Linked DNA regions of Mus musculus: regions 1, 3 and 4 are each linked to region 2. The links are chromatin loops, found by intact Hi-C in ENCODE. Cell type or tissue: heart. All regions are shown on one strand. Each heading gives the region's core, and the rest is flanking DNA. Links, peaks and the distances in the headings are about the cores only.

Region 1 (7,391 bases), core at 974-5,973, 99 kb before region 2:
TCCCAAGGTCACCCACCAATCTCACATACTTGGAATATCAGAATCACCTGGGTCTGTTGAATGGAGACTGCAGGGATTTCTGGTGTAGAACACTCTGCCGGGGGCATGCCTTGATTGGCAGGGCTGAGTAGTACACACAGGTGGCACCTCTCCCCAGTACATCTGGAGGGTGGCTGAAAAGAATTCCATCCATGGTAAGACCCAGGCGTGAATAAATGTGAATCAGACAGAGGGGTTTCAGGTAGTTTGAGAGGCCCATGCGAAGAGCTGGTGTCTTTAGTTAGGGTTTTTTATTGCTGCAATGAAGCACCATGACCAAAGCTAGTTGGGTGAGGAAAGGGTTTATTTGGTTTACACTCCCACAGCACTGTTCTTCATCGTCATCGTCATTATCAGCACCATCGAAGGAAGTCGGGACAGGAACTCAAGCAGGGCAGAGGCTATGGAGGGGTGCTGCTCACTGGCTTGCTCCCTATGGCTCAGTCAGCCTGCTTTCTCAGAGGACCCAGAAACTCCAGCCCAGGGATAACACCATGCACTAATGACTGGGCTTTCCCCTCATCAATCACTAATTTACAAAATGCCCTATGGCTGGATCTTATGGGGGCAGCATTTTCTCAGTTGAGGTTCCTTCCTTTCAGGTGACTCTAGCTCATGTCAAGTTGACGAAAGAAAGAAAGAAAGAAAGAAAGAAAGAAAGAAAGAGAGAGAGAGAGAGAGAGAGAGAGAGAGAGAGAGAGAGAAGAAAAGAAAATCCCATCCAGCACACCTGGGGACAGGAAAGAGGATGTGAGTATGGGAGAAATGGGCCAGGGACACCAGGCCATAGGAGGCGGGGCACCAGGAGTGTAGCTTTTATCTTGTGGCTGAAGAAGCCACTGCAGGAGTTGCTGAAATTGGGTTCTAAATGAAGCAAGAGTGAGAAGAGGGGACTTTGGTATTAACTCAGGCAAGAGCCAGGGATGGAGAGCATAGAGAACAGGAGGGAAGTTCAGAATCCATCTGGAAGGCCGACTCGTTCCCCAGTTCATCTCCCCAGCCTCTACTGATTGCATTTCTGCGGTGGCCACCAACATCTTATGAAGTGTTTGTCTGACCATCTCAGAGCTCTGTATGACTCAGAGACACAGAACTGACAGAATGAGTGTGTATGTGGTTGCGAGCCTTCATGTGGTTGTGAGGAATTGAACTTAGGACCCCTGCTCACTCCAGTCAACCCTGCTCTCTCAGTCCCTGCTCGCTTACTATAAATAAGTACACTGTAGCTGTCTTCAGACATACCCAAAGAAGGCGTCAAATCTCATTATGGGTGGTTGTGGGTCACCATGTGGTTGCTGGGATTTGAACTCAGGACCTTTGGAAGAGCAGTCAGAGCTTTTACCCGCTGAGCCATCTCGCCTATTTTATATTTTTATATAAATTGAATATTATGCAGCTTGCACTGCCATGCTAACTACTCAAGTCTGGTCTCTTAGTTACTGCTCTATTGCTGTCAAAAAGCACCACAACCAAGGCACTCCTTATAAAAAGGAATCATTTAATTAGGGGCTCACAGTTTCAGAGATTAGTCAGTCCATCATCATGGAGGGGAGCATGGTAGCATGCAGGTGGACAATGTCTAGTTTTAGACCCCATTATAAGGGACCAAGGTGCATATTTTACATAGCTAAGCAGACCTGGCAACTCCCCTGGCCTCAGTCCTTGGGGTCAGTGAGCTCGCGGGCAAGCAGCTTCCCAGTAAACCTGGCTTGAATAAGATCTAATCTGGCTTGATTCGGCTCATTTCACTGGGTAGCTTGAGCAGTTGGTGTTAATTTTCTTCCAGAGGTGGGAGGCCAGCGTGGCCTAATCCTGGCTTGCAGATGGCTGCTTTCTCACTGTCTCCTCAGATGGTGGTGGTGGTGGTGTATGAAAAGAGATATACATATATACATGCACACATACATAGGAGAGAGGGGGGAGAGAGAGGGAGAACCTTCTGTCTGACCTGATTGGCAGCCACCTTTAATCCCAGCACTAGCATGATCTCTCAAATAGCTCTCCTTGGTATCTATTGAAGGACACCAATCTATGAGATCCAGACCCCACCTTTATACCCTCACGGAGAGGCTCTGCTTTGAAATCCATACCAGCTTGGTGCTAGGACTTCACATGTAAGTAACTTGGAGGGTGGGCGGCATAGTTCAGTCGCATTATGGAGTCAAAAGTATTCGACTTGTCATGACTGGCGCCTTCCTAGGCGTCCTCGGTGTTTGTAGCATGTGTCTGAACTTCATCCCTTTCTGTGGCCCAATTAATGCAGGACTGTAAGACCAGAACTCCCCCCCCCCCTTATATCAGTTTATGGGCATCCGGGTGGTTTCACTTTGAGGAAGACAGGCAGCCCCTAACCAGTAAGACCAAGATCAGATTCAAAATTTGCAAGGGGTCAGTACCTAATGATCTCCGTACCTTTTATCAGGTCATGGGGGGGGGGGGGGGTTGGACTTCGGGCTCCAGCAGCTGAGCCCCATCTGGGTAGTAGGAGGGGACTGAAAAATGACCCAATCAGTTTAAGTCCTCCCCAGGGAGGTTACACTGGGTCACGGTAATTTAACGATGCCAGAGATGTTTAGCGTCACAGAAACAGGTAAGAGGATCTAAATCCTTCAACTCCAAAATCTTTTTTTTTTTTTTGAGGGTACCAGGGCCTCGCACATACTTGGCAGGTGCTGTCTCAACCTCAGAGCTACACTCCAGCCCCCAAAACACTTTTGGTCAAGTATTGATTTTTTTTTTTCCGAGACAGGGTTTCTGTGTAGCCCTGGATGTCCTGGAACTCACTCTGTACACCAAGCTGGCCTCGAATTCTGAAATCCGCCTGCCTCAGCCTCCCAAGTGCTGGGATTAAATACAGCCCGGCAAAATATTGATATTTAATAAGGCAGAAAGTTCGTGCCCTGAAGAAACGAATGCTAAGTTTTCAGACCCTGGAAGTGTCCACTCGCACTCACCAAGAGCCTCAAAGGGCTTTCCCTTTCCGGCACGCATCCCGCCTGCTCCTCATCTGATCTCATCCCAAGCAACTACCACGAAGAGCCACCGACTGCGCACGCGCCGCCAGGAGGCCCGCTAGAGGGCGGGGTCGACCTCGGTGAGCCTGCGCAGTAGCAGAGCCTTGGGAGCGCGCGCCGCGGAGGCGAGGCCGGCGGAGGCCGGAAGGAAGTGCGGAAGAGGGCGGGGCTAGCGAGGGAAGCCCGCCGGTTCGCAAGACGGCCGTCGCGGCCTGATGACGTTGCACAATGGCCGGCCCCCGCGGGTAGTGGAGCCCGTTTGTTCCGCCCGCGTCGTGCCCAAAGCCGGAGCCAGTGAGGAGCGAAAAGGCTGAGGAACGTCTCGTCCACGCTGCCCCCACCACAGCGGAGCCGTGGCCGCCTCCCGTCTTCGCGTTGAGGTAAGCTGGGCCGGCGGGCGGCGGGGAGAAGGCCGCCCCAGCGGCGGCGGGAGCGAGGCCCCGGAGCCCGGCGCCGCCTCCCGAGCTCTCGGGCGCGCCCCCGGCTGTGCGCAGCCGCGGGCCGAAGCGCGGGCCGGGACAGCGGGCAGGCGCGAGCCCGCTGCGGCCTGGGACGTCCGGGCGGGTGCCGTGGCGCGCCGCGGTCTGCCGTGGTGAAGTTGCTTTTCCTGAAGCTGTCATTTTCCCTTCCGGGCCACTCGGCGTGGCACATGTTCGCCGCCCACAAAGGGGAGCGGATCGCGCAGGTTGGCTCGGGAGGAGGCCCGCTTGGACTCTCGACGGGCTCTGCAGGGAACTTTGAACTCTCTGGAGCCTCCTGCAACTTGCTCTCGCAACTTCAAGCGAGCACAGGTTGGACGGACCCACTGTGCTCCAAGAGTCCCGGGTCGCTTAGGAAGTGTGACCTCCTCGCCTCTTGGACTGTGAGCTTAGAGATGCCATTTCTTTAGTGTAAAGTAGCCAGGCGATTGTAGTGCTAGAAGGAAATTAAACTAAGACCTATAGTCTCGCCCCTACTAGATACTTAGTTTCCCGTATACTTTTGACAGCTGAGTTTACCGGGCACAATAGCTGTTTCAAATGAGCTTTTTCTTGGCACTTATTAACAAGAGTAATCTTCAGACCCATTTGAGGGTAGTAGAAGAAGGCATTTGTTTCTTCTTCATCACATTACCTATCCCAAGGCAGAGGTTGAGATTCTCTGTCCCTAGGCTAGTTCCCATTTCCCAGCCCCCTGAGAGGAGAATGCGAATGATCTGAACACGTTTGAAGCCAGCCAGTTCTGGAACCAATCAATATGTCCCCAAAGCTGAAACTCCTCTCTAGTCGTAGATGGGGAATGCTCAAACATTTTAAGAGCACTTCGGATTTACTTCCTGAACACTCAGCAGGTAAGTTTGCTTTGCTCATCTCCAAAGAGATAGCTTGTCATCTGCAGACCATCCCAAGGAGACCATCTCCTTACCGAAGAGTTTTTGCAGAGCTTAAGTCACTTTGCGGGTGGTGTTTTCAACATCCTGACATTCTTGCTCTATACATGGATGGAGCTATGAATAAGTTTTTTTAACCAGGCATAACAGAACTTAGACATCAACATAGGCTCTGCTCTGCTAAACTTCATCTCCCACAGCTGAGTATGGTGGCCCACACCTTAATCCCAGAACTTGGGGGGAAGCAGAAGCGAGGGGGTCTCTTAGTTCCAGCTAGCTTGGTCTACATAGTGAGTTCCAGGACAGCCAAAGCTACAAAGTGAGACCTTGGTTCAAAGGAAAAGTCGTTTTCCAGAAGTTGTATTTGTGTGTTATCGAGCCTCCTTAACAAAACCTACTTGGAACACGTTTCTCAGTAGTAGGCCAGTCAGTGGTGACCAAGTCTTTAATCTCAGAACGCAAGAGGCAGAGGCAGAGGCAGGTATATCTCTATTGGTTCGAGGCTAGTCAGGGCTACGATGAGAAACCCTGCCCCCCTCCCCAAGTCATACCCCATGTTTGCCCAAGAGTTGTTTTAACCTGAATTGGTAAATTCACCAGGCCAGGCTATTAAGTAGCTTGTAGCAGTTGCTGAAAATGACCCAGCTGTGAGGAGACCACGACATAACTGTTCTGTCAGTAGTAGAGTGGTTGGAGTCAGTTTGGCCTTCCTGAGCTGCTGCTGACACAAGAGCAGAACGCTGCTCTGGAGTTCTGTTACAATGTTTTACAAACAGGCAACTTTATTAGATCTCTTTCTAGTATGCAACAGGTGGTTCCTGGATTCATGGGGTTTTGTCGTTTAGTCAAGCATTTTCCAGTATGTCAAATGCAGCTGGGGACAGAGATATTGAAAGACTGTCATTCCACCCCTGAACAGGTTCACCATTGTGGATAGGAGGACTAAAGGTTAGTTCTAAACTTTGTGAGAGTCCTGCACTACTGGGTTAGTGGGTAAGAAGATTGTAAACATTGTAGCTGGGCTGGAGGATCCCCGGATTCACAGCTTATATGTAGCACATGAGTTCCCTGCAGCCAGCAGAGGGTAGCACACAGAATTAGTCTTTTTTTTTTGTTTTGTTTTTGTTTTTGTTTTTGTTTTTGAAGACAGGGTTTTTCTGTATAGCCCTGGCTGTCCTGGAACTCACTTTGTAGACCAGGCTGGCCTCGAACTCAGAAATCCGCTGCCTCTGCCTCCCGAGTGCTGGGATTAAAGGCGTGTGCCACCACCACCGAGCGGCAGAATTAGTCTTAACAGAGAATACTGATACCTAGAGAGACAGTGGACCTTTTTGGAGCATGGCTGGAGATCAGTCCCTCTACTGATTTCCCAGTATGGGCTTTTGGAAACAAGATCCCAACTTATAACAGCCTTCAAACAAACTATTGGAGTTTGTGTGCTGCAGTTAGATGGACAGAGTAATGCACAGTGCAAGAAACAAGATTCCTAACTTAGAGAGGAATTCTGGGGTTTGAACTACCAGAAAGGAAGAGAGAAATTTTATATGTTTGAGCTTGTTTATAACTTGTCATTGGTTGCTCAGAACAGCCTGTGATCCCAGGAGTCCTCTGTCCTTCGCTGCAAACACACACCAGGACAGCTATTCGCCCCACTACTTTATGGCATGTGTGCCAATAATTAACTGCCTTTACAGATCAGAAGTTGACTTACTCCTGGCAGCCAAAGTAACTGTAAATTCATCTGGAGGGTGGAAAAGCTCACTGGGCATGCACACAGAACACCAGCCTCTTAGAATTCTCAAGATAGTTAGCCTGGTTGTGTCTTTGTGTAAAATTGATGTTCCTGTGGGGAGTGTCTAGTACCTTGATATTTGGAGGGAGGGAGAGGGAAACAGAACCTAGAGGTTTATGCATGGTCTATACCAAAAAGGATTTATAGTAGTAACTTCAGCCGCTGGAAGTGGCAATAATTCCATCCATGTCTGGGCATACAGGTTCCAGAATATTCCTGAATGGCAGTCCTGAGACATATGCAGTAGCCATATAGCCTCAGTTTATTTACTTGGAAGGTTGATATAGGGATTAAGAATTGCATGAGGAAGCTGGGCATGCTGGCACATTCCATTAATCTCAGCACCTGGGAGGCAGAGACAGGCAGATGTTTGAGTTTCAGGACAGTCAGAGCTACAGAATGAGACCTTGTCTCAAAAAACAAAACAAACAAAACCCATGAGGCGTGAGGAAATGCATTCGTTTTTCAGGAGTCTTCAGCATTCTCAGCACCTGACAGATGGGCTGTCCCACGTTATCCAGTCATCAGTAAGCAAGCTTTTCTTGAGAGCTCTGGATGACTTGACTGCAGTTGACAGGAGTGGTATGAGGTTGCTTTGCCTGGAGAGTTCTCTCTCTAAGTCAGACTCACATATATAGAGTGTGTTTCCAGCGCATCCTCAGGTACCAGGCTGTGACAACCCCATAAGGGAGCTGCTGCTGCTGCTGCTGCTGCTCTTGTCCTTCAGGTGACGGCGTTGAGGCCTGGCAGCTGTGCTTGACTTGGCCTGAGATTTTAAACCCTGGAAGCAGTAAGCAAGGATTCAAGCTTTAACTCACAAGCCCAAATAAAGAGCAGCCTCCCCCCTTTACCAGTCTGCTGCTTATTAAGGTTCAGATATCTGGTTGGCCACTCAGTCTTCGTTTCTTTCCATAGGGTTTCATCTCAAGACTTTCAGGAATATTAAAAAAAAAAAAAAAAAGCCAACCTGTTAGACTCAAGTTTGACTGAAACTAAAAGCAAACCAACTTGTACCAGAGCCCCAGAAAGAGCTGTGAGCAGGTTAGAAGAGAGTCTTGTGAACCGTACACAAGATAGCATGCAGCTTGCCACATGGGCGTTGTGTGCTGCAGTATCAGTTGTATGACTTCCAAATTAGACTGGACATTTGGTTTTGCATACAGTTAGTTTGAAAGAT
Region 2 (7,391 bases), core at 1,406-6,405:
CCACAGAGTGCACGCTGAAGAGAATCAAACCTCATTGTAAGGTTGGCTAAATGACAGCAAGAACTCAAGCCCCAACCTCAGAGGGCATGGACATTAACTGGGAAAGAGTGGAATCCTGGTGCCTGGGATGAACACGCGTGGGAGGACGACAGTGAAGCTGAGAAGGCTGAAGCCTCGGATCCTCGAAGGTCTATTTCCTGAGAAGTCTCCACCCTCAGCAGATGGACTCCTACCTCCGGCTCCCTGAACTGCCTCTTCTACCTTTGACTGAGGAAATTAATTGTTCACTGTCTGCTAAAACAGCAGTGACTCTGACTAAAGGAAACGCCAGGCAAGACAGCACTGATGTCTCTCAGCGCCCACCAACAGGTAGGTACCTCTAGACCCATAACCAGACTTAATGCTAGCAGGCTCCTAGACAGGAGGTAAAAAAATGTAGTCCCTGAGGAAGTGAGCCATACTACTAAGGAGCTTAATGAGTTTGCTAACTCACTAAGCAGAAGCCTGGGGAATATGTGTGGGAATGGACTTTACGTGTGTAGGATAATGGTGGAAGGAACATAAAACTAGATCAGGCTGAGTTTATTGATATGAGCCCATTAAGATTCTAGGTTTAATGTGGAAGCTTGAGGTTTTAAGAGGTGACCTCTGCACAGAATGGCAAGTGCTCATTAATAGCACCGGGTAGGAGGAGGGGGAGTGACTCAGCCTCCAGGACTGAAGGAGGAGGCTCCGAGAAGACAGTGTGAAAGTTTACTTCTCTTGGAGGCTGTGGGGTCAGGATGATGAGCCACACTGGTCAGGTGTCAGAATATTCCTGAATTTGCAGGTGACATAGCCAATGTCCCTTCTAGCACTTTGAGATCTCAAGAAAATGTCCTTAGCCGGGCGTGGTGGCGCACTCCTTTAATCCCAGGGAGGCAGAGGTAGGTGGATTTCTGAGTTCGAGGCCAGCCTGGTCTACAGAGTGAGTTCCAGGACAGCCAGGGCTGCACAGAGAAACCCTGTCTCGAAAAGCCAAAAAAAAAAAAAAAAAAAAAAAAAAGAAAATATTCTTTGAAACAATGAGGGTGGTGGACCCCTAGGTAGTGTCAAAGGTCCCTGCACCCTTCTTTTTGATGGAGCTACCACCTGGCAAGCCATATTAACAGAGCCAAGAGAAACAAGATCAGCCTGAGAGTCGACACTCAGTGGGTGTGAAGGACTCTCGGAAGCACTGTCCTGCAGTCAGAGTGGCTTGCTCTCACCTACCTCACCCTGGCAGAGCAGGCAGAGATGGCACCAGCAACCACACACCCAGACTTGGAATCCCAGTTCCGTTTATAGGAAATGTGCAGCACGGCCCAATCCCGAGAGTGAGCGAACTGGTGAGCAGATGCCAGGACTGTGCAAGGAGTGGCTGCTTTTTGGGGTGGAGAATGTTCTAGATGGCGCTAAAGGTTGTGTGACTGAGCATGAGGGGAACCAATGGCTTCTACAGTTGTTGAGCTTTTTGAGGCACAAGGCTGGAGAGATGGCTCAGTGACTCACTGGTTAAGAGCCCTGGTTGCTCCTGCAGACATGGTGGCTATCGACTGTCTGCAGCTACAGTCCCAAGGCGGTCCAGTGCCATTTCTGGCCTCCATGGGAGGTGCATGCATGATACAGACATACATGCAAGCAAAACACCCATAAAACAAAAAATAAAAACCCTAAAAACTTTAACAAAAAGACTTCACTTTGTGGCCTGTGCCAGGCTTTGAACTCATTCCTGTCTTACCTCAGTCTTCCAAATACTAGGAGTGCTACCAATTTATAGGTAGGAGCCACCATGCCTGATCTGAATGAACAAACCATGCAGCCCTATATTCTACCTCAGAGAAACCCACAGGGAGAGCAAGGCCACACTGGGAAAAAGGAAAATGGTCCCAGAAGAGCAGGCCTTCAAAGATGCTGGCGTGGCCAGAGGAAGGCACTCCTTCTCTAAGAAGGCGAGGAGGTCTCAAGTCTACGCGGTGACTCTCCCCAAGAGGAAGTAGAACGAAACGTGGGGCTCTTGGCCTAGTTTCCAGACCACACTTCTCCCACAGAGAGTTCCTGCCTGCATCTACAGAGGCTGGTGTAGGGCAGCTTCTCCACCATGTGACACAACTGAGGGCGTGAATGTGGGAGAGAACACCCATTGCATTGCCCCTTCCTGTGTTCTTCCACCCTCAAGGCAGCCAGTTCCCTCAGGCAAAGTTGCTTTGTGAAGTCTCAAGACTGCTCCTCTGTGGCCTTGGGATACAGCCTGGAGCACACCTCTACAGTGGCCTTGGGATAGTTCCTGGAGCACACCTCCACAGTGGCGCCACTGGCAGGCCTCCTGCCTGTATCTGCAGCCACAAAGTCTCCCCACTTCCTCTCCTTCTCTTGTCCGGGTAGCAGTGCAGCAACTCTGTAGGGAGGGTTCTACTCACAAAAAACCTCAAGAAGGAAACAGCTTCTGGTCAGGAGGTGAAGACAGAGGGATCAGTGACATTTTAAAAGGTGATGTGAAAACTTAACCCTCACACTTATTTTAAACAAGGGCTACACCCAACAGACACTGCGAATTAAAGGTAGGACTGAACAGCTGGGGAAACGGAACTGGCAAAGAAAGCAGGGCCACCTTCCCAAGGTGACGCTGTCCAGATAAAAGCCTGCAGAGGGAGCAATGGGAACAGGTTTACAGGTTTAAAGGTGCTTTTCAATCCCGTGTTCTACCTTTCTAAGAGGACAACACATACTGATTGGTGAATAGTAGCAAACTGAAGAATGCAGCAGTGGCCTGTGTGCACCGAGTGAAGGGATTGTAAAAAAAAAAAAAAAAAAAAAAAGACAACACTTCACAGAACACACCGTAAAACACCCACTTGTGCGTGCATACAAAAAAATGGGTCCTGATCCAAGGCTTCCTGCTAGAATATCACAGGAGCATTAGGCTGAGCAGGAGCTAGCTGTGCTCTTCCAAGACAACCTAGCAGAGCTCTCCAGAGGGATCCAGTCTTCGGTTCAGCCTGACACAGGGGGCAGGGAAAGTCAAGGCAGCCCTGGATGGAGACAAGGTCTCTGCCACCTCCCTGTATGACTCGCAGGCACACGCCTACCCAAGCGGCTCCAGTTCCCTCTGCATTAGAGCCTCCAAAATCAGCTGCCTCTGTTTGCAAAATGCCTCCCACCAATCTGGGTGCACCTTGTCCTGCCCCAAGCAGAGGGGCTGTCTGCTGACAAGTCCTCCTCCTGCCCGTTCTCTATCGGCTAATCTCAAGAGCTGTACTGTGGGGAGGTCATGGAGCAGACGTTCTATCTTGGCTCCCTCCCAACCAGGCTGGGGTTGTGAAGGCCCTGAGCACCGCTCCCTCCCGCGCAGAGTCACATCCTCAAGTTTCTGCTCCTGAAACACGGGAGGAGGAGCCGCTAGATTGGGGGTGGGGGGTGTCTTGGCTCAGCTGGGCACCTAACGAAGTGCTTGATGTCTGGGTCCCTTTAGGCCCCGCTACCTGGAAGCTTCCTGTTCAGAATAGGCCAAGTCCTTCAAAACAAAACACCAGGCTCCAAACGCGTCCCTCTCCTAACTTTAGGGAAACTCATTTCCTTGACAGTCAACACGAGTAGACATGGGGTGGAACAGAGTGGGTTGCAGAAGCCACAAGTCGTTTATTTACAACGGCCCGCTCACCCGATCTCTGCAAGCCCGGACCCCCGCGCTCGGCGCAGCGGCCGCGTCCACCGCCCTCGAAGCAGCCGGCGGCCGTTGGCAACGCGCGGGGCCGGGGCGGGTGCAGGGCGCGCGCGCGGCCGGCGGGCAGGGGCTGCTTTCCCCACGTCTCCTTTCGGCCGCCAGCCACGACCCCGGCCCGGACCCCCCTCCCGCGGGCTCCCGGCGCGCGCTCTCACGTGTGGCCGCAGCTGCCGATGGCCACTGGCCGATGGTACACCTCCAGGCAGATGGGACAGCTGAACTGCGCCTCCAGGCCGCTGTCGCCGCCCGCGGGCCCAGCCGGCGGCTGCCGCTGCTGCGCCGAGGCCACCAGGCTGCGGAACATCGCCATCCCCGGGGCAGGCCGCCGCCGCCGCCCCCTATCCAGGCCGGCAGACCCGGCGTCACTGCCGCGACGGCGCCGCGCTGGCGTCACCGCCCAGGCCCCACCTCCCCGGGTTGCGTCACGACAGCGCCCGCTCGGCGGTGACGGCATCTCAGCGCGCCGGCATCTCAGCGCGCCGGCTCCTCACGCCACTCCGCAGTCGGGACCCACCCCTCCATGTGTCAGGCCGGTGAGGATTACGCGGGGCCGGCGCGGCGGGAGCCTCCGCCCGTGCCGCGGCCAAGGTAAGAACCTTCTACCACCAGGCCGGGGACAGTCCCCTTCGGTTCCCCACCAACCGGAATTCCGGGACTGCTGTGAGTCGGCGGCTAGAACTAAACCTAGGCCCTGGCGCGTGAGCCTGGCGCTTCCTCCGCCAGCTCGGGCCGGGAAGCGCGACCCTGACTCCCCCAAGCCCGCCATGGTGCGAGAATTCTGCCACATATGTTCTTGTTCTCTCAAAGCCGGGAGCAGAAATGTGTGAAGTGCGCAGAAGGCCTGCCGGTGGTGGTGATACGAGCGGGAGATGCCTTCTGCAGGTGAGATCTGGGCAGCCGTCCCCACCCCACCCCACCCCCACCCCCGCACGCCCCTTTTCCAGGCTTGCTTGTTTTCTTGTAAAGGCGCGGTAACTTGTAAGTGCTTAGCCCTAACCGTAAATAGTGGTGGGAACCACTGGTGACGACCCTTGTCATCTAAACTAGGCACACCCGTCAATTCAACACTTCAGAGTCCATGACAGGAGAATTACCTCCGATCTGAGGCCAGCTTGGGCTGCAGAGATGACCCTGTCAAACAAAATCCCACAGTCTCCTGCGCAGGTGCAGCCAGCCTCCCTTTGCTTCTGTGTTACAGGGTTTGTTTCAAGGCATTCTACGTTCACAAATTCAGAGCCATGCTTGGGAAGAACCGGGTCATCTTTCCTGGGGAGAAGGTACGATGTGTGGTGCCTGGGCGCTCGGCTGTCAGCCCTGCTGTCTTCCGTTTATGTTCGTTTCTTCAGCTGGCCTACTGTCCCTGGACATTGAGGGTAGACTTGGTGTCTGGGGCTGTCCAAGAAGTGGACAAGACATGCTCATATTGCGGATGCATGCCTCCGTGCTGATGCTGCCCTTCCCACCCCCAGGTGCTCCTGTCCTGGTCTGGGGGCCCTTCGTCCAGCTCCATGGTCTGGCAAGTGCTTGAGGTACATCTACACCATCTTCTGGGCGTAAGCTTCTGGATTGAATTAGCAGGGGCCTCCTTCCTCAGCCTATACTATGGAAGTTTTTGGTTAACACTAGACAGTACCCCACCCCACCCCAACTGGGACACCTTTAGGATGTCCCATATATATTCAGCAGGTGTGCAGTCCAGACACATGCCCTACACAGGGTCCCAGGCTACATCCCTATTGAGCTTTATTTGTTAGGACACAGTTTCAAAGATTGGCCAATCATGACAAAGAGCAGAGAGAAGCATTTGCCAAAAACAACGGGAGAAGCAGCATAGGTAGAAGGGAGTGGGGCAGATGGAACGGGACTCAAGCTAAGAGTGTCTGAACCTGCAGAGGTATACAGGGTTTCCTTGAGGGACCCCATGCAGAGCAGGGAACTACATGCTCTCTCACTGTAGGGTACCAGCTAGAGGGGCCAGTGTAGAGGCTGTCTTGGTAGGGGAGGTCTCAGTGGCGGTGCTGCTCCAGTGTGAATGACCTGTGTCGTACTTGAGTGGCTTTTGTGTCACCTGCTGGTCCCCCAGACCTACACATGTGAAGGTGAGAGCTCACTGTGAAGCCGTCAGTGTCTGATACCGCTTCTCATGGGAGACTCCGCCCCTGCTCTCCACGTATTGTCACCTCAGTTCTTACATTTCAAAACACTTTCTGGGGATTCTGGGGAACCCAGCAGATGGTAAAAGCGTTCCCCATGGCTCAGCCGCTGTCTCAGGTTGCTTAGGTGTCAGAGACAGGCTGGGGGTTGGGGAGAGTTCTGAAGTTTCTGATTCAGATAGGACATGCCCTCATGCAGGAGGGAAGACTTGGCCCCACACACCCCTGTGAGGAGGAAGGCCTAGGCAGTTTGGTCCACTGACTGGAGCATACTTCCAGAGAAGTGCTTTTGGCCAGAGCTGAGTCCTGACACTTCCCTTCTAGGGCCTGAGTCAGGATTCTGCGAAACGGCTGCGCTTTGTGCCAGGAGTCATCTATGTTGATGGTATGTGTGGTCACTCCTCTTCCTAGTCCCCAGCCATGCATGAGCCCCACAGGCTTTCCAGGGGACAGACTGGGGACAGAGGTGCCTTCCAATTGTATCGAAGGGCCCATGGTTGAAGAAGGTGAGCTTAGAGCTGTCTTTGGGACAGAAAGACTAGCCAGTTTCTTTAGCTGTGAGGGGAGCCTGTCTGAAAGCACCCCAAAGAAAAGGGGAGCCTGTCTGAAAGCACCCCAAAGAAAAGGGGAGCCTGTCTGAAAGCACCCCAAAGAAAAGGGGAGCCTGTCTGAAAGCACCCCAAAGAAAAGGCCAGTCCTGCTCTTACAGAACAGACCTGGTGGGACTTTTGTATGTGACACTGATGCCCCCCCCCCAGCCTGTCCCATCAGGCTCTTCCTCTGTAAAACCTACATGTGTCCCCCTGGGTTTCACAGAGGGCGCAGCCTGTGGTCAGAGCTTGGAGGACAGACAGAAGACGGTGGCTGAGGTGAAGCGGATCCTGGAGAACACTGGTTTCCCATGGCATGTGGTTGCCTTAGAAGAGGTAGGTGGGTCTGCCCCTGTAAAGGGTCCTGTGGTGGCCTTGGAGGGAGAATACCCATCAGGCTCCATGGACCTTGGACTCAGTGTCCCTTCTTTCATCTTTCAAGGTGTTCAGCTTGCCCCCATCAGTGCTATGCTGCACTTCCCAGGAGTCAGCAGGGACAGAGGAGGCCTACAAGGCTGCCGTGGACCGCTTCCTGCAGCAGCAGCAGCAGCAGCAGCAGCGTGTGCTGGGAGCTGAGGCCGGTGCCAGCCCAGCTCAGGGAGAGGCTCGGCTGCATCCATCCCACGGCCGGGAACCCTCAGGCACGGCCGGGTACCCCACAGCTGCTCAGACAGAGGCCTTGTCTAGGTTGTTCAGCTCCATAAAGACACTGACAGCCAAAGAGGAGCTTCTGCAGACCCTGAGGTGAGCACACTGCCTCAGGCCAGCCCTGCCTGGCTTGTGGGAGGGGCTCCGGCTCCAGCTCCCATGATTCTCCCCATCCCAGGACCCATCTGATTGTGCACATAGCCCGAGTCCATGGCTATTGCAAGGTAATGACAGGGGAGACCTGCACCCGCCTGGCCA
Region 3 (7,260 bases), core at 1-5,000, 740 kb after region 2:
ACATCAAAGCATGCATGTACTGCCCAGTTGTGTTTCTTAGAAATAACACACTCGTCCTCATGAACAAGTCAGAGTGATCTGCTTCTACTTAGCCAAAAACAAAGAACGAGCCTGTGTTTGGTCAGCCGTCTGAGCGAGCGCTGTGTGGCTGCCATTCAATTACAATAACGTCCCTGTGACTTTGGGGTCTGAGTTCCAAGCATCACTGGTTGCCGCTGTGACTCTCATCGTCATTTGCTGGGTCCCAGGACAGGACTGGGGAAGGGTGATTTTGTACAAACCTTCAACTGGAACAGGGTATCTGCAAAGACAGAGGACACAGTTTAGAGAACTTAAAGAGACGTAACAAGCAACGCATCTGACAAGGTAGCGGACTCAGTGGGATCCTTGCAGATGCCAGGGGCTGGCTCACACCAGACTGGAAGTCTGTCTGTCCTACAGTGCAGTCGGAAGATAGAGCCATGTTAGACACAGGCCTCCAAACCAACAGGGATCCTCACTAACTTTGTCAGGAACATAGGACAATCTCAAAGGGCTACTTTAAGGACAGACAGTGTGACGTATGCAGCTTTTGGCCATGGTCAGAGTGGAGATGGTGGCTTACAATTTATTCAACTTTACAAAACACGTGGCGTTCTTTATCTTCAGTACCAAACTTAACCCTTAATACTTCATGGTTGGTTTTGCATAGCCTTTCCTTTATCTTCCCAAAGGCAAATAGATGGAATTAGTGTGGGGGTAAGCCTGAGGTCACCGAAGAGGCTACTCCATGACAGCTGGCATTTCTAAGCCACAGCACCAGGCTCCAGCACACACTATTCCCACCTGTACTAAGCCAAAATAGGAACAACCAAACTAGCTACTCATTCAAAAACTTGGAACGGGACAGGCGGTGATGGCACACGCCTTAAATCCCAGCACTAGGGAGGCAGAGGCAGGCAGATTTCTGCGTTTCAGGCCAGCCTGGTCTACAGAGTGAGTTCCAGGACAGCCAGGGCTACACAGAGAAACCCTGTCTTGAAAAACAAAAACAAAAACAAAAAAGAAACAAAAACTTGGGACAGGCAAATTCAATTTCTTATGTTTGCTGTTTTGAGACAGGATTCCCACTCAGACTCACTAAGTAGCCGAGGCTGGGGACACTTTGACCTCTTGACCCTTCTGCCTACCTCCTGAGGGCTGGCATTACAGTTGGAACCACCGCACACCGCATCGGTAACTGGCTCCGTTCCTGAATCTGCAGAGTGCTGTCATACTTAATTTCTAAAGCCTTACCCTAGCAGTCCAGACTCAGGGCACTGAGGGTCTGTGGATGCAGACAGGGCCTGGCAGAGACCTGCCGGGCTGCAATCACCTCTGTGCATCTCTCACCACTCAGGGTAGGCTGACCATGACACAGTGACTGGAGGAACAGTGTCACCTAGGTATGGTCCAGCCATTTCACTAGTTTTAGGACACTGGCCAAATCGCCCCCATTTTAGCCCGTACTTTCATGTAGACTCTAGAGGGACTGGACTCTGAAAATCGGGAGAACCCTGTTGTGAGCTGCAGAGTGAACTGTAATGTCAGACAAGGGTCCATCTTCTTCCCAAGGGACAGTCTAGGATTCTTTTTTGCTTGTTTGTTTTTGTTTTGTTTTTCGAGACAGGGTTTCTCTGTATAGCCCTGGCTATCCTGGAACTCACTTTGTAGACCAGGCTGGATTAAAGGCGTACGCTACCACGCCTGGCTCAGTCTAGGATTCTTACGTCTTCTACAACAATGACACAGTACTTTAGCTTTCTACATTTCAGAAAGCAGTTTAAAAACAAAACAAAACCTCCATTACAGCCCTAGGCGGTGGCACAGACCTTTAATCCCAGCAGTGGGGAGGCAGAAGTAGGCAGATCTCTGAGTTCAAGGGCAGCTTGGTGTATACAGTAAGTTCTAGGCCAGCCAAGGCTACATAGAGAAGCAGTCTCATACAAACAAAAACTCTATGATACTAGCCCATAAAACCTATTATGAGTTCCTTGGGAGTCTAGAGGTTGGAGCCACGGCAGGTCGAAGTGACTCGTGACTCATACTGCTACGGGTGGTTCCCTTCCAACCTGTTAACCTAAGGTTAACCGGGCCCTCCTACTAGGAGGGAACCCAAAATCCTACTGTTTGGCACTTGAACTCCTTTGTATCTTAATTACTATTTCTCTGGGTACTTTTCTGGTGCCTTCTGACCACACTCCGTTGTCCCCAAACAGAAACAAAACAAACAGGGAGAGTGGCTAGTGGAAGTGGCCTGGATCGGGGGTCGGGTGTAGGATCATTTGGACAAGATTCAGGGTTTGGATCCCGGGCGTGGGGTGCAGGCCTGGGGAGATCTGGTAAAGAAACAAGACCCAGGGGTAAGAGCTGGCTGGGGGTCTGGAATCAAGAATCGGGAGCTGGCTTCTGCTGGGTTGTGCGATCGAGGCCCAGGAGAGGGTTTCAGCTAGGATGTCAGGGTTCAGGCACCGGGTCGGGTCCTGGTGGCTACACGGGCTGCAGGCCCCAGGGCAGGTCCTAGTCGGAGGTCTCGAGCCCAGTGAGCTGGGGGCGGGTCCCGGTCCGAATACAGGGTATAGACTATGGGTCCCAGGCCCGGGGGGATAGAGTCTGGGGCTGAAGCCCGGGGCGGGTCCGGCTGGGTTATGGGGCTGAGGCGAGACGTCCGCAGACTCCCGCTCCGACCCCGAAGTGGATGACAGCCCCTTACCGTCCATGGCCGGTCGGGCTAGCACAGCCCTCGGGGCGGCGCAGGGGACGCGATGTTACGGACCCGCTGTCTCCGCGAGGGCTTCCGGGGTCGCCACCGCTTCCGGTCGCGCGGCCGGCTGTCGCGAGAAGATAGCTCCGGGGCGGGGCTTGGGCGGGGCCTGGGCGGGGCTCAGGCACGGCTCGCGCGGCACGCGGTTGCCATGGTAATGAGCTCCCGGAGCCTAGTGTGGGTTTTGTGAGTCGGTCGGGTTAACCGGCCCCGAGGCCGCCCGGCTGGAGCGGCGGGGTCACCTATGGGCCAGTCGAAAAGCAAACCCAGAGAGAAGAAAGGTAAAGGGCGCCGCCTGGCGGCGAGGCCCGCCCTCCGTGCGGGCGTCCGCGGGCTGTAGGTCTAACGGCTTGTCCGTCCGTGTGTTTCAGAGGAGGAGAAGAGCACTACCACTTTAGTTACAAAGTCTAAGGAGAAAGTAATGGAGAAGGAGGCCAAGCAGTCTGACAAGGAGTCGCAGCCTGCCGAAAGCCTGTTGTTCGCGACATCCAAGCACTCAAGGCCGTCGTCTTCGTCTGAAGGTAGGGAGATCCAGAGGAGACCGGCCGCGGCAAGGCAGCAGGGATGGGACCTCTTTCTAAGGATGATGACCCGGGAGGTAAATATTACAGGGTTCTCGGTGCAGGGAAGGTGAGCGAGAGCACTGCCCTTGGCTCTAGGCTAGGCTATAACAGGGATTTCAAGGGCATCTTGTATATCTGGAGACCCTGTTTCAGAAGGAAAAAAGAAATTGAGACGAAACTTGAGCGATCCATAAAGTGTTCCCCAAAGAGGGTTAGTAGGGTGCTCTCTGGTCCCACAGTGATCCCTTCAACATGTTACAGCTTGGAGCAGAATTCTCCTCGGGTGATTGGCCAGGCTGCTGTGTGACTGACTCCTGAGCGGAGAGGGCTTGGTGTCCCTCAGCCTGGCCACAAAGATGGGAGGGCGTCTCAAGGTAGAAAGGACCGTGAGTGGGACAAAAGTGTTTCTTTTCACACCCAGCATTTGGCAGACACCAGAAACTGCTGCGAATTCCACTTTTCCCCGAGGCAGACGTTTGGCCTGTTTCTACCTTTTATAGTAGCTTGGTATGGCCACACAGAAGGAAACGTACAGAGCCTTCCGACACTGTGACACCCCCCCCCCCCCCATTGTCAGAAATAGAACTGTTGCAGGTTTAAAACAAGGAAGGCATTAGGAATTGGATGCTTTGTCTTTCTGGTTCCAGAATGGAGGCCTGTATGAAAAACAGAGCCCTAGGAGGACCTACCCCAGGCTCACTGCCGGAATCTGGTGGAAGCCAGAGGCGCAGTAGCCGAGGACAGTTGAGAAGGATTGGAGGTAGAAAGCACAGACCCTCCTCTCATTTGAGAAAGAGGTTGAGGCACCCATGGGTCTTGGGGAGGCAGTTTGAAATCCAGGTGCTGGGACTGGATTTCTGAGGTCTGACCTTGAAGCTTAGGGGCCCCTCATCTGAGGCTAGAAGGCTACACAGAGGCTGCAGACCTAGGGAGGCTTGTGATGTGATATCTGTCGATCAGGGCGCTTTTAGCTGATGACAGAAAAGCCAACTAAACAAGATTTTGTCACCCTGTGGTTTGATGTCTCACCAAAGATGGGTCAGAGATGGCGACCACCACCACCATGCCTGGCATCGGCATCGAGGACTCTGTGCTCCATTGTGTCGCTTTCAACCTCAGGAATGTCTTCCTTCACAGTGCCAAGGGATCTGGAAGGCTGCAGCCTCACAGGCACACAGACCATGCTGACCCTTAAGAGATGTGGGGCCTTGCTTGCTATTGGCAAGGAAGCCTTTCTGAGATAGGCTTCATCTGCCCAGCCTCTCTAAGATGGCTCCAGCTCTACAAGTTTGTAAGGCATCAGGGTAGACAAGGCCTTTGCCAGCGAGGAACTCCCCATTTGAAGGCCACCGGTGACACCTGTCATACAGCGTCAACATCTGGAGGAAATGCAGGTGGACATGAAGAGAAAACCAAGTGAGTCTGGTGTCAAGAAAAGATGATGGAGCAGGCTCAGCAGTCACAGGAACAAAGCCACTGACACATGCGACCCTGGAGGGAGCCTCAGAGCATGAGGTCTGAGGAAGCCAGGTGTAAATGTCCGTGTATGTTATGACCTCCTTTCTAGGAAGGCCTTGAACTCACAGTCCCTTTACTGCAACTCCCCAGGTGCTGGGCCCACGTTCATTTGGAAAGGATTCTAAAACCGCACAGGCTAGGCATGGAGTTATAGTGCCAGCTACTCAGGAGACTGAGGCAGGAGGATCATGTGAGCCCAACTTGGGCAACATTGTGAGACCCTGTGTTTTCAAAGCCCTAGGGAGAGTGTCTACCATACAAGAAGCACAAAGGTGTGGGTTCCTTCACCAGCGCCCCATAAAGCAGACATGGTAGCACATGCCTGGAATCTTAACACCTGAGGCAGGAGGAGCGTGAGTTCAGAGGAAGCTGTCATTACATGGCATGTTCAAGTCCAGCCCGGGCTATGTGATGCCCTGGAGAGTTGACTCAGCAGTTAAGAACACTTGCTACTCTTACAGAGAACCTGGCTAACGTTCTCAGGATCTATTTGGTGGCTCACAGGCATTTGTAATTCCAGTTCCAGGGGAATCAGTGCCATCTTCTGACCTCTGTGGGCACCAGATATGCACATGATATACATACATACATACATACATACGTGATATACATACATACATACATCCCCCACAAACTAACCCATGGTTGTCCACCTCTGAGGCTCTGGGTTGCACCATAGTTGGGAACCTTGGGCTGGATCTTTGAGTGAACATTGGGTGACTGTAGGCTCTGGCCTTTGAGGCTTCACAGCCTGTTGCTATCAACAGCACTTGTAGCCCAGATAAGTCTCCCGAGGACACAGCCTAGAAATAATCCAACCACGCCAAGCATGGGACCTCAAGTGACACTGCCTAGACAAGCCTGTCCTAAGTCTCTGACCCATAACAACGACAGACAAGTTATTTTAAGCTGCAAGCATTTGGAGTCAGGTGTAACACAGCAGTCATATTCAGATCAAGGGGTAAATGGTGACAGAGAGTGGAAATTTGCCTGTCACTTCCAGAGCACTCCTGTGATCCCCAAGCTCAGAAGGCCAAGGCCGGAGGGTCACTCATTTCAAGCAGATTGAACTACATCCTAAAGCCCTGATTTGTTTTTTAAAAAGGTATCATGGCAGCTTGTAGATGGGGTATGTTATTTTATACATACTGTATCTATATGCTTAGGTATTTTTACATTGAAAATTCCACAGATATATACAAAGAGATTAGGACACCACAGATTTATAGTCAGCCTACTCTACAATGTTGAATGTTCTGTGCCCCACATGATCTGATCCCTTCAGCACATAGACATGGAAGGAGTTGGAGAGGTGGCTCAGTGGTTAAGGGCTTACGCTGCATTTCCAGAGGACCTGCGTTCAGCTCTGAGCACCCATATCGGGTAGCTCACAACCACCTTTAATTTCAGTTCCAAGAGATCAGATACCATCTTGTGTGTGGGCAGTGCATTCATGCACAAATTCATAATCTGACACACACATATACTTTAAAATTAAAATAAGAGAAAGGGGATTTTCATAAATGAACCAAAGAGTGTAGACCTAGGCTGGGCCATCTTCACAGTCAGTTTGGATAGTAGATGATAATAATGAAGAACTGACCATGGACTGCGGTGTAGACTGCAGTGTAGCTCTATGGCAGAGCAGTTGCCTAGCATGCTGAAGGCCCTGGGTTCTGTCTCCACCATGATAAAAAACAAAAGCAATGGACCCTGCATAGAGAGCAGCAACCCCCAACACCTCAGGCCCTGTGTGGCCCCCTTAGGAATGTTCTCCAAGTGACAAATTAGAGAGGTGAGGAACAGACCTGCGTGCCAGATGTTAGGGTTAAAGGAACAGGGAGAAGAGGTGTGGGCAAAAGGGGGTGTCAGGAGGGGTCTCTGGCGGAAGATGCCTGCATGCTATGCAGATGGGGCTGCTCCCTGAACATAGATGGGCACGTGCCCCACACTCACGGGAACAATGTCAGTTTCCTGGATTGACACTGTACTAATGTAAAATGCTACCACTGGGGAAACCGTGTAAAGGGAACAGGGGGCCACCTCTTGCTGCTTTTGCAACTGTTTGAATTTATGAGTATTTTTTTTAAATAAAAAAGTTTAAAGACATAAAATGTTATAGTCTTAATTATTCTATTCCAGTTTAAGAAAAGCAGACCAATTATAGAAGACAGGGAGAATAAGTGGAATGCTTGTGTGTATGTGTGTATGTGTGTGCACACACACGTGGGCATGTGTGTGTGTGGTAAGTGTACAATAACACTGACACAAAACACCAGCAGAAAGGGGAAGGGCTGTATAAGTTCTGCGTGGAGAATTGATACGTTGAAGATCTGCGTGTAGCCTCTTGGCCATACACAGATTGTCTCCACAAGAGTAAGAGTGAATAGAAAAGGT
Region 4 (7,391 bases), core at 992-5,991, 750 kb after region 2:
CTTTTTTTTTTTTTTTTTTTTGGTTTTTCAAGACAGGGTTTCTCTGTATAGCCCTGGCTGTCCTGGAACTCACTTTGTAGACCAGGCTGGCCTCGAACTCAGAAATCCGCCTGCCTCTGCCTCCCAAGTGCTAGGATTAAAGGCGTGCGCCACCACCGCCGGGCTCTGTTTTGTTTTTCTTGCTGGTGCTGAATCTGTTCCCTTTGCCGCGAGCTAAGAGCGGCTTTGTCTTGATTGTGGAAGATGGACGTTTCCACACACACTAAATGGATGGATGTTTTCTTCCCTCTAGACAAACCTGAGACAAAGCAAAGGTCAAGCAAGAAGAGAAGTGTCATCCCGCAGATCATCATCACCCGGGCCTCCAACGAGACGCTAATCAGCTACGGCATCCCCGACAACGATGAACAGAGAACCATTCGGGAGCATGCCGACTGGGGTCCTTACCACCGACACAGGAGCCCCAGCACAATAGCAGCCTATGATGTACACAACACAGAATAAATGAGAGCTCTCGGTAGCTGGGATCCTTTCCTGTGACAGAAGGGCCACCCCTCCCTGACCTGCAGCCGAATACCCATCTGTCTATGTCTTCAGGCTTTGACGTTCTGTCTCAGTGACAGTTTTCCCAAAGTCAGTTTCAGTTCAATGGGGAGAGGGGGGCTGGCTGACTCAGAGTAAATCCGGAGGTCCTGAAGGTCTGACTGGATTGGCAACAGCCAGCTATGCAGTGCTAGACAGCAGGTGGCCACTCACACTGTGACTCAGGTGGGCATTTAAAATCCTCTCTGCTCATCTGCATCTGAAGGTGGAAGAAATCGGAGGTCAGTAAACGCTCTGCCCCCAGTCTGGGAAAAGGCCAGTGTGAGACCTCACTGTTAAGTTCAAGAGCAGAGCAGACCCCGGCTGCTGGGATCCTAGCATGTTATGAGACTTGTTACTGATGCAAAAGAATGAAATGTGTCCTGGAGGTGAGGAGGGCATGGGGCACTTGGGACTCTGGCAGTAGCCTGTGAATGCTGTCTTGTTCTTTTGGACCTGTGGATGAAGGGTCTTTATAGCAAAGGACCACTAGGAATGCCAGACATGTTGGCCATGAGACAAAACTGCCATATTGGTTGGCCTCTGGGGGCTAAGCAGAGACAGTGGTATGGCCATCAGGATCACAAACATAACCTTCGCCTGTACTAGGGCTGGGGGGATCTGCTGCCTGTAACACATGCCAACAGATCCTAACAGATACATCATACCAGCTAGTATATAAAATACATACTACCCTATCTAGTATACACTTGCAGGCCTGACTGTATGCATGCATGTATACATACATGCACACACACATATTCATACACATGACTTAAATTAATTTTGTTGTGTTTTATAATGTGGTATAATGCAACAGGAAGGAGCCCCTCCCATGATAAGGAGTCCCATTGAACCATCACGCAATGCCACAGGCCTACTAAGTGGAGCAGGGAAGGGGCAGAGGCAAAGTGGGGAAGGGTAAAGAGAGAAAGAGAGGAAGAGAGAGAAGGGAAGAAGCCAGCCAGGAACATGTGGGGATAGAGAAAGAGAGAATGAAGAAGGAGGGAGAGAGCATAGGAGGTAAGAGAAAGCTGGGGTGTTAGCAATCCTCAAACAGGCCTGGCTCTCACATGATGGCAGATGATGACATAAGCTGTTGCTAGGTTGCTGTTGCTGTTGCTGGAGCCTAATGGAACTGTCTGCAAGCCACTAACTTTAAAATTGCTTTGTAGTCAGGCAGTGGTGAGACACGCCTTTAATCCGAGCACTCGGGAGGCAGAGGCAGGCAGATTTCTGAGTTCAAGACCAGCCTGGTCTACAAAGTGAGTTCCAGGACAGCCAGGGCTACACAGAGAAACCCTGTCTCAAAAAAACAAAAACAAAAACAAAAGCAAAAGCAAAAAAAAAAAAAAAACTTTGTGTATGTAGTGCTAAGGAGTGAGCCTAGGACTTGACCCAATGCTAGGCAGGCGCTCCACCACTGAGCTACAATCCCAGCTGGAGTTCTGAAACAGGGATAGGGTCTCACATCCAATCCAGTCTGGATTAGAACTCAGTATATAGCCCAGGCCAGCCTTGAACATGCAGCCTCAACCTCTTGACTGCTGCAATTACAGGTGACAGTGTGCCCAGAGGAAAGCTGAATTCCAAAGTTAAAAAGAAATGTAAGATAGCAAACAATCCATTAGAAATCTTACAGTATTATTATTTATGACTTTTTTTTCTTTTTGGTTTTTTTCGAGACAGGGTTTCTCTGTATAGCCCTAGCTGTCCTGGAACTCACTTTGTAGACCAGGCTGGCCTCCAACTCAGAAATCTGCCTGCCTCTGCCTCTCAAGTGCTGAGATTAAAGGCGTGCGCCACCACGCCCGGCATGATTTATTGACACACTACTGAAAGCCTTTTAAGATAGGCTATGCACCCCATTCTAGCTTTGAACTCAGAATCTTCTGGCCTCAGTCTCCAGAGTGCTATGATTACAGGCATATGGCACTGTGTCCAAACACCAACTAATCTGCTTGCATTAACCTAAGTATAGTGCCCACATGGACCTGCACTCTGGCCATTTAGAAGCAGGAACATTCATCTTCCTAATCTATATAAACCCTCCACAGATGATCAGAGCCAATTGGTGTTCTGAGTTCATTACTCAGTACAAGAGCTAAGTGCAAGTCTTGCAGCACTAGCTCACCGATTAAGGGTGCAGAGCTCCAGACAGAAGGGACCAGGTTCAAATCCCAGCAGCCGGGCACTCTTATTGCCTGGCAAAACAAACAAACAAACAAAAAAAGCTGAGTGAGTGCAACCTCCAAGAACCACTTGGACTAGAGTTGCTCTCCAGTGGTCAGTACATTAATTATCTTCATTTTCTCGTGTACGCTGCCCGGGCTGTACAAGGTTTCCTTCCGTCTTGTCCTGGGCTAGTGATGGGGACGAGGTTGGCCTCGGGAATGACTGGGTTCCCACACATCCAGCTTTCGGAGAATGTACCCAACCACTATCAGAAAGCATAGCTCTCAGCAGTGGTGGTCTGGAAGGGCAGAAAGCACGGCTGATCGCTGGAATTGGTCTCACTTAAATGGCAAACAGGGAAGAGACGCATTTTCCTCCAGTTGATCAAAACCAATCTGAGTCTTCTGCAGGCTGGCCTACAGATGGTACTTTGAGCAGCTTTGTAGAAGTGTGTCTGCATCTAACGCTAAAAGACAACAGAGCCTCTGCGCTCCGAGCGGATTCCGTCCCCAAGTCCAGAACAAACCGGAAGTACGTCATGCGCCTGCGCCGAGGGGCGTTACGCCTGCGCGCTGGAAGAGGGCGGCAGCGGCTTGGGCATGGCAGAGGTGGACCTGGAGTCGGATCAGATCCGATTGAAGTGTATCCGTAAGGAAGGTTTCTTCACCGTGCCTCCAGAACACAGGGTGCGACGGGGTGCCACTCGTGCGGCGCTGAGTGGCAGGGCCAGACTGAAGCGCACCGGGGCGTTCCGTGTCGCGTTCAAGTTTGAGGTTCCAGCGTCGGAGGGGGAACGGCAGTCCCCGAGTTTGCCGCGGCGTGGGCAGAAATCGGCAGCCCAGAGGCTGGGGCGGGGTGGGACCGAGGACGAGCGACCAAGGGCGAGAAGAGTGGGAGGTTCCCGGTGGCACCTGCAGCCGCGGGGGTCTCACCTGGCGTTACCCACAGTCTTGTCTCTTTTGTGTGATGTGAAGGTGAACCTTAAGGGGCTCCGATTTCTGCTCCAGTAGACGTTTGGTGGGAAGAGGTTTTGCCGCAGCCCACGTATTTTTAACTTCTTGTTTATGCTTTGCGAGGCCAAGGCACATTAACTAAGAGCCTCAGAGCACAAGGCACGAGACAACACTTAACAACTAGTTAACTCAGAGCACTGCACTGGAAGCCGAGGTTGCGAAAGCCGTTCTTAAAGGGGGAGAAAATGCACGTGTGCAGTGGTCCCTTAAGTCAAAAATGTCAGAGTCCTGCGTGGTGGTCCACACTGGTAATCCCAGTCAGGGAGTTGAGGCAGGATGGTCACTCCACTTTGGAGGGGAGCCTGGGCTACAGAGTGAGACCTGGACTCAGAAATAAGCCGAGATATAAAATAGTGGAGACTTTGGAGAAAAGGAGTATTCTGTAAGAAGTTTGTAGAAGAGTTGACATTTGTTTTGGACCAGGAAGTGTTGCCAAAATTTGGGCAGATCTGACAAGGAATGGTATACCACACTCAGGTGGCAGCACAAAATCCTGGTGAATGGAATTTCGAAGTGAACAGGGATCCTCGAGGAGAGGGAGGGAGGGAGGGAGCTCAGAGTGGATCGTGGGGGCCATCAGGTATCAGAGTAACAGAACCCAGGGCAGGGCAGTTAAGAGTCGGGAAGCCAGCAGGGGGCTGGTGGAATAGAATCCTAAGCTTGCTCTGGTCCTTCTGTACCCAAGGAATGCTTAGCTAATGCACTTAGAAAGGCACCTCACACATGAAAAGTTGGCACTCCCTGTTGAAGGCCGGATTCTCCTGCACAGAGGTGTTTGTGCCCATGGCTTGTGGCCATTTGGTACTAGACAGCAGACATTTGGAACACTGGGTTGGAGGGGATACTTAGGCCATCTTCAGTATGCTTCAGTATTTCAAAGTGATTCCAGTGGTATCTGTCCCCTTCACTCATCAGAAAATTCCAAATACATGGTTGCTTTTCTGTTTGGTAAGCAAGATGCAAGCACGTTTCTCAGTGCCAGGTATGGGTGAGACTTGTCACTTGTGTGGTTAGCTTCCAGATCCCCACACTGGCTGCCTCTCTCTTTCAGCTGGGAAGATGCCGAAGCGTTAAGGAGTTTGAGAAGCTGAACCGGATTGGCGAGGGCACCTATGGCATCGTGTGTGAGTGGTCATGAAAGAGCTCTGTGGGGACTGGAAGGCTCACACTCTATACTGGTGTGATGCTTAAACATAAGCCTCGGATTGCAAATGTCAGCAATCCATGTGTGTAGCTATGGAATGGAGATACCTGATCAGTAAAATGCACTACTTTCCAAAGCTCCCTGCAGCTCCAGAGCTGTGAGGCTTTTGATAAGTATTTGTAAGCCGTTATCATATAAAGTAAGTCTTTCCCCCTAGGTAGATCACCTTCCGTGGTGCTGTAATATTGCATAAGTGAACTCAGAGCAGTAGGCTGTGTGAGAGATTGCTTGGAGAGCTCCTCTCCACTTGAGTTGCTGATGGCCAGGTTTCCACTAACTCCCAACCCAGCTCAAATGAGAATTCCCAAGCTCACATCTTGGGAACGGAAGAAGGACCAAGTGTTGCTGGACATTATGTTGTCAGAGAAAAAGAAGAATTTCAGCAAACTCTTAAGAGAGTTTGATGGTTTGAGGTAGGCTCCATTGCATGTGTGCTCCTGTTTCAGATCGGGCCAGGGATACCCAGACAGATGAAATTGTCGCCCTGAAGAAGGTGCGGATGGACAAAGAGAAGGATGGTAAGCTGGGGGCAGGATGCAGGAGTACCCTGCCTGCTCGGGCATCCAAGCAGGGAGGCGCACAAGCACAGGTCATCTGAGGTTCCTCAGGACTGACGCTACGGAGGGCGTGTGCATTGCAGTTAGGGAGCTGGCCCAGCCTGTCACCACAGTCTGTCACCGCAGCCGGAACCTGAGCTCCCTGAGTCCTTCCAGACCTTCCTCACCTTGGCCAGCTGTAAAATTGTATATTCTCTCCAAACCCTTTTGCCCCTGTCCTCTAGGGAGGTCATTGTCACCCTCCAAATCTACATCTGTAATGAATTCAAGAGTAAGAACGGTGTTGGTGTCACCGTAATTGTCCCTGACGGGAGGACAGGATGTGTGGTGTCCCGGGTGGCACTCACTGAGCACCTTGGGTTACAGGCATCCCCATCAGCAGCCTGCGTGAGATCACACTGCTCTTGCGTCTCCGCCATCCAAACATTGTGGAGCTGAAGGAGGTGGTTGTGGGCAACCACCTGGAGAGGTGTGTGGTTTCCTGAGCCTGTCCCACACAATAGGGTCCGTCATCTCCCAGGGTTAGCATTCCTTCAGCGGGCAGACTCTTTACCTACTAGGAAGAAAATAGAAGATACCACACATTTTCTCTTTTCCCTCTAGCATCTTCCTGGTCATGGGTTACTGCGAACAAGATCTGGCCAGCCTATTGGAAAATATGCCAACACCCTTCTCGGAGGCCCAGGTGTGAGAGGGAGGCGCTGCACAGGTGCTCTCTGGTTGGTGGCTGGCTGTGTTGACTGTGACGGCCGGAAATGAGTGCCTCTTGCACGGCATCTGTGGCACAGGCCGGTCAGCCCCAGGTCTTCTCAGTCCATATGGCAGGCCCCTGGAAAGGAAAGGGGGATTGGAGAAATGGCTCAGAGGGGAAAGTGCACGTGTGCGTGCAAGTGTGGGGCGTGAGTTCGGATCCTAACACCCATATAAATGTTAGGAGGCTCTGGCAGCCTGCCTGTAATCGCAGGAGTAGTTCTAGGCCGGTTGGCTAGGTAGAGCAGATGAATTGGGTCAGCCCTGGGTTCAAATGAAAGATGCTGCCGCCATTTATAACACAGAAAGCAGTTGATGAAGACACTGATGTCAACCTCTTTATCTTTAGACGAATGCATGCAAACATGTACACCACATATATTTTCATATATATACAATAAGTCTGCTGCAGTACTGTCTTAGCTGTGCAGGACAGAGCGACAGCCACACTTTGGAGGCTGCCGGTGACCTGCAGGCAATATAACAAAGCTCTCCAACCTGTGCCTCTGGACCTCCTCTTAGGTTAAATGCATCATGCTACAGGTGCTTCGTGGCCTTCAGTACCTGCACAGGAACTTCATCATCCACAGGTGGGCAGGGGCATCCAGAAGGAAGGTGTGTTGGAGTGTCTGAGGGGTGGGAGGGAGCAGGAACAGCTGTGGTGTCCCCCAGTGTCTCATTCCAAATATATTCAAGAGAGGGCAAACCTCCAGTAGAAGTCTCTGACTGCTCTCAGGCAAGGCTCTTGCAGGCAACAAGTCTAATCAGCCCTCACCTCTCTGGGAAGTAGAAGGTGGGTGGATGGGAAGGCAGCAGCCAGAAGCTTCAGTAGAGAGCGCCCACCCAGAGTCTTATGCCAGGAGCTGCTGTCTCTAGAGATGCCTGTGAGGGCTGGGGCTGCTGTAGCAAGACATGGGTGAAGGAGACCTGGCCTCTATGCACCTTCTTGATTTTAGAAAACCCCAGTTAAATGCTTGTGGTGACAGCCTGGTTGCCCTTTGGGAACTTTCTCAGAAAACCATTGCTTTCTTTCTGACCCAGGGACCTGAAGGTGTCCAACTTGCTCATGACAGACAAGGGCTGTGTAAAGACAGGTGCGTGCTGGGTGCT

The links. Peaks named below come from ENCODE experiments on the same cell type or tissue, not always from the same donor. Only the 100,000 strongest peaks of a DNase experiment are listed, where the experiment ranks them.
Region 1: a loop joins it to region 2, with 12 times the contacts of the local background. A loop is called at or near these places in 12 of 42 quality-filtered maps.
Region 3: a loop joins it to region 2, with 2.7 times the contacts of the local background. A loop is called at or near these places in 3 of 42 quality-filtered maps.
Region 4: a loop joins it to region 2, with 2.7 times the contacts of the local background. A loop is called at or near these places in 3 of 42 quality-filtered maps.

What each region holds. Positions count from the first base shown.
Region 1 is chr8:122,373,368-122,380,758 of GRCm38, forward strand. It overlaps Gm39270, which reads right to left and starts at 3,717. Exons shown (of 2, transcript XM_030243895.1): 1 at 2,994-3,717; 2 at 1-173. The coding sequence starts at 3,704. The coding sequence ends at 3,066. It overlaps Zc3h18 (zinc finger CCCH-type containing 18), which reads left to right and starts at 3,249. Exons shown (of 18, transcript NM_001029994.1): 1 at 3,249-3,433. In heart, for the core only: a CTCF peak has its summit at 3,110 (motif pointing right); DNase peaks (open chromatin) are centred at 2,191 and 3,224; H3K4me3 peaks cover 2,627 bases; H3K27ac peaks cover 1,866 bases.
Region 2 is chr8:122,471,966-122,479,356 of GRCm38, forward strand. It overlaps Rnf166 (ring finger protein 166), which reads right to left and starts at 4,109. Exons shown (of 6, transcript NM_001033142.3): 1 at 3,898-4,109. The coding sequence starts at 4,052. Ctu2 (cytosolic thiouridylase subunit 2) reads left to right here and starts at 4,178. Exons shown (of 15, transcript NM_153775.2): 1 at 4,178-4,330; 2 at 4,550-4,624; 3 at 4,941-5,019; 4 at 5,212-5,271; 5 at 6,220-6,280; 6 at 6,712-6,821; 7 at 6,928-7,229; 8 at 7,312-7,391. The coding sequence starts at 4,263. In heart, for the core only: a CTCF peak has its summit at 4,016; DNase peaks (open chromatin) are centred at 2,110, 3,296, 3,661 and 4,166; H3K4me3 peaks cover 2,574 bases; H3K27ac peaks cover 1,976 bases.
Region 3 is chr8:123,209,935-123,217,194 of GRCm38, forward strand. Chmp1a (charged multivesicular body protein 1A) reads right to left here and starts at 2,854. Exons shown (of 7, transcript NM_145606.3): 1 at 2,732-2,854; 2 at 282-301. The coding sequence starts at 2,738. Spata33 (spermatogenesis associated 33) reads left to right here and starts at 2,924. Exons shown (of 3, transcript NM_177279.4): 1 at 2,924-3,063; 2 at 3,154-3,303. The coding sequence starts at 3,027. In heart, for the core only: CTCF peaks have their summits at 3,055 (motif pointing left) and 3,260; DNase peaks (open chromatin) are centred at 2,927 and 3,667; H3K4me3 peaks cover 2,435 bases; H3K27ac peaks cover 2,216 bases.
Region 4 is chr8:123,221,526-123,228,916 of GRCm38, forward strand. Cdk10 (cyclin-dependent kinase 10) reads left to right here and starts at 3,316. Exons shown (of 13, transcript NM_194446.2): 1 at 3,316-3,443; 2 at 4,822-4,894; 3 at 5,421-5,492; 4 at 5,898-6,000; 5 at 6,135-6,216; 6 at 6,804-6,871; 7 at 7,323-7,375. The coding sequence starts at 3,357. Spata33 (spermatogenesis associated 33) reads left to right here. Exons shown (of 3, transcript NM_177279.4): 3 at 293-520. The coding sequence ends at 504. In heart, for the core only: no CTCF peak of the experiment used is centred there; a DNase peak (open chromatin) is centred at 3,306; H3K4me3 peaks cover 1,988 bases; H3K27ac peaks cover 1,513 bases.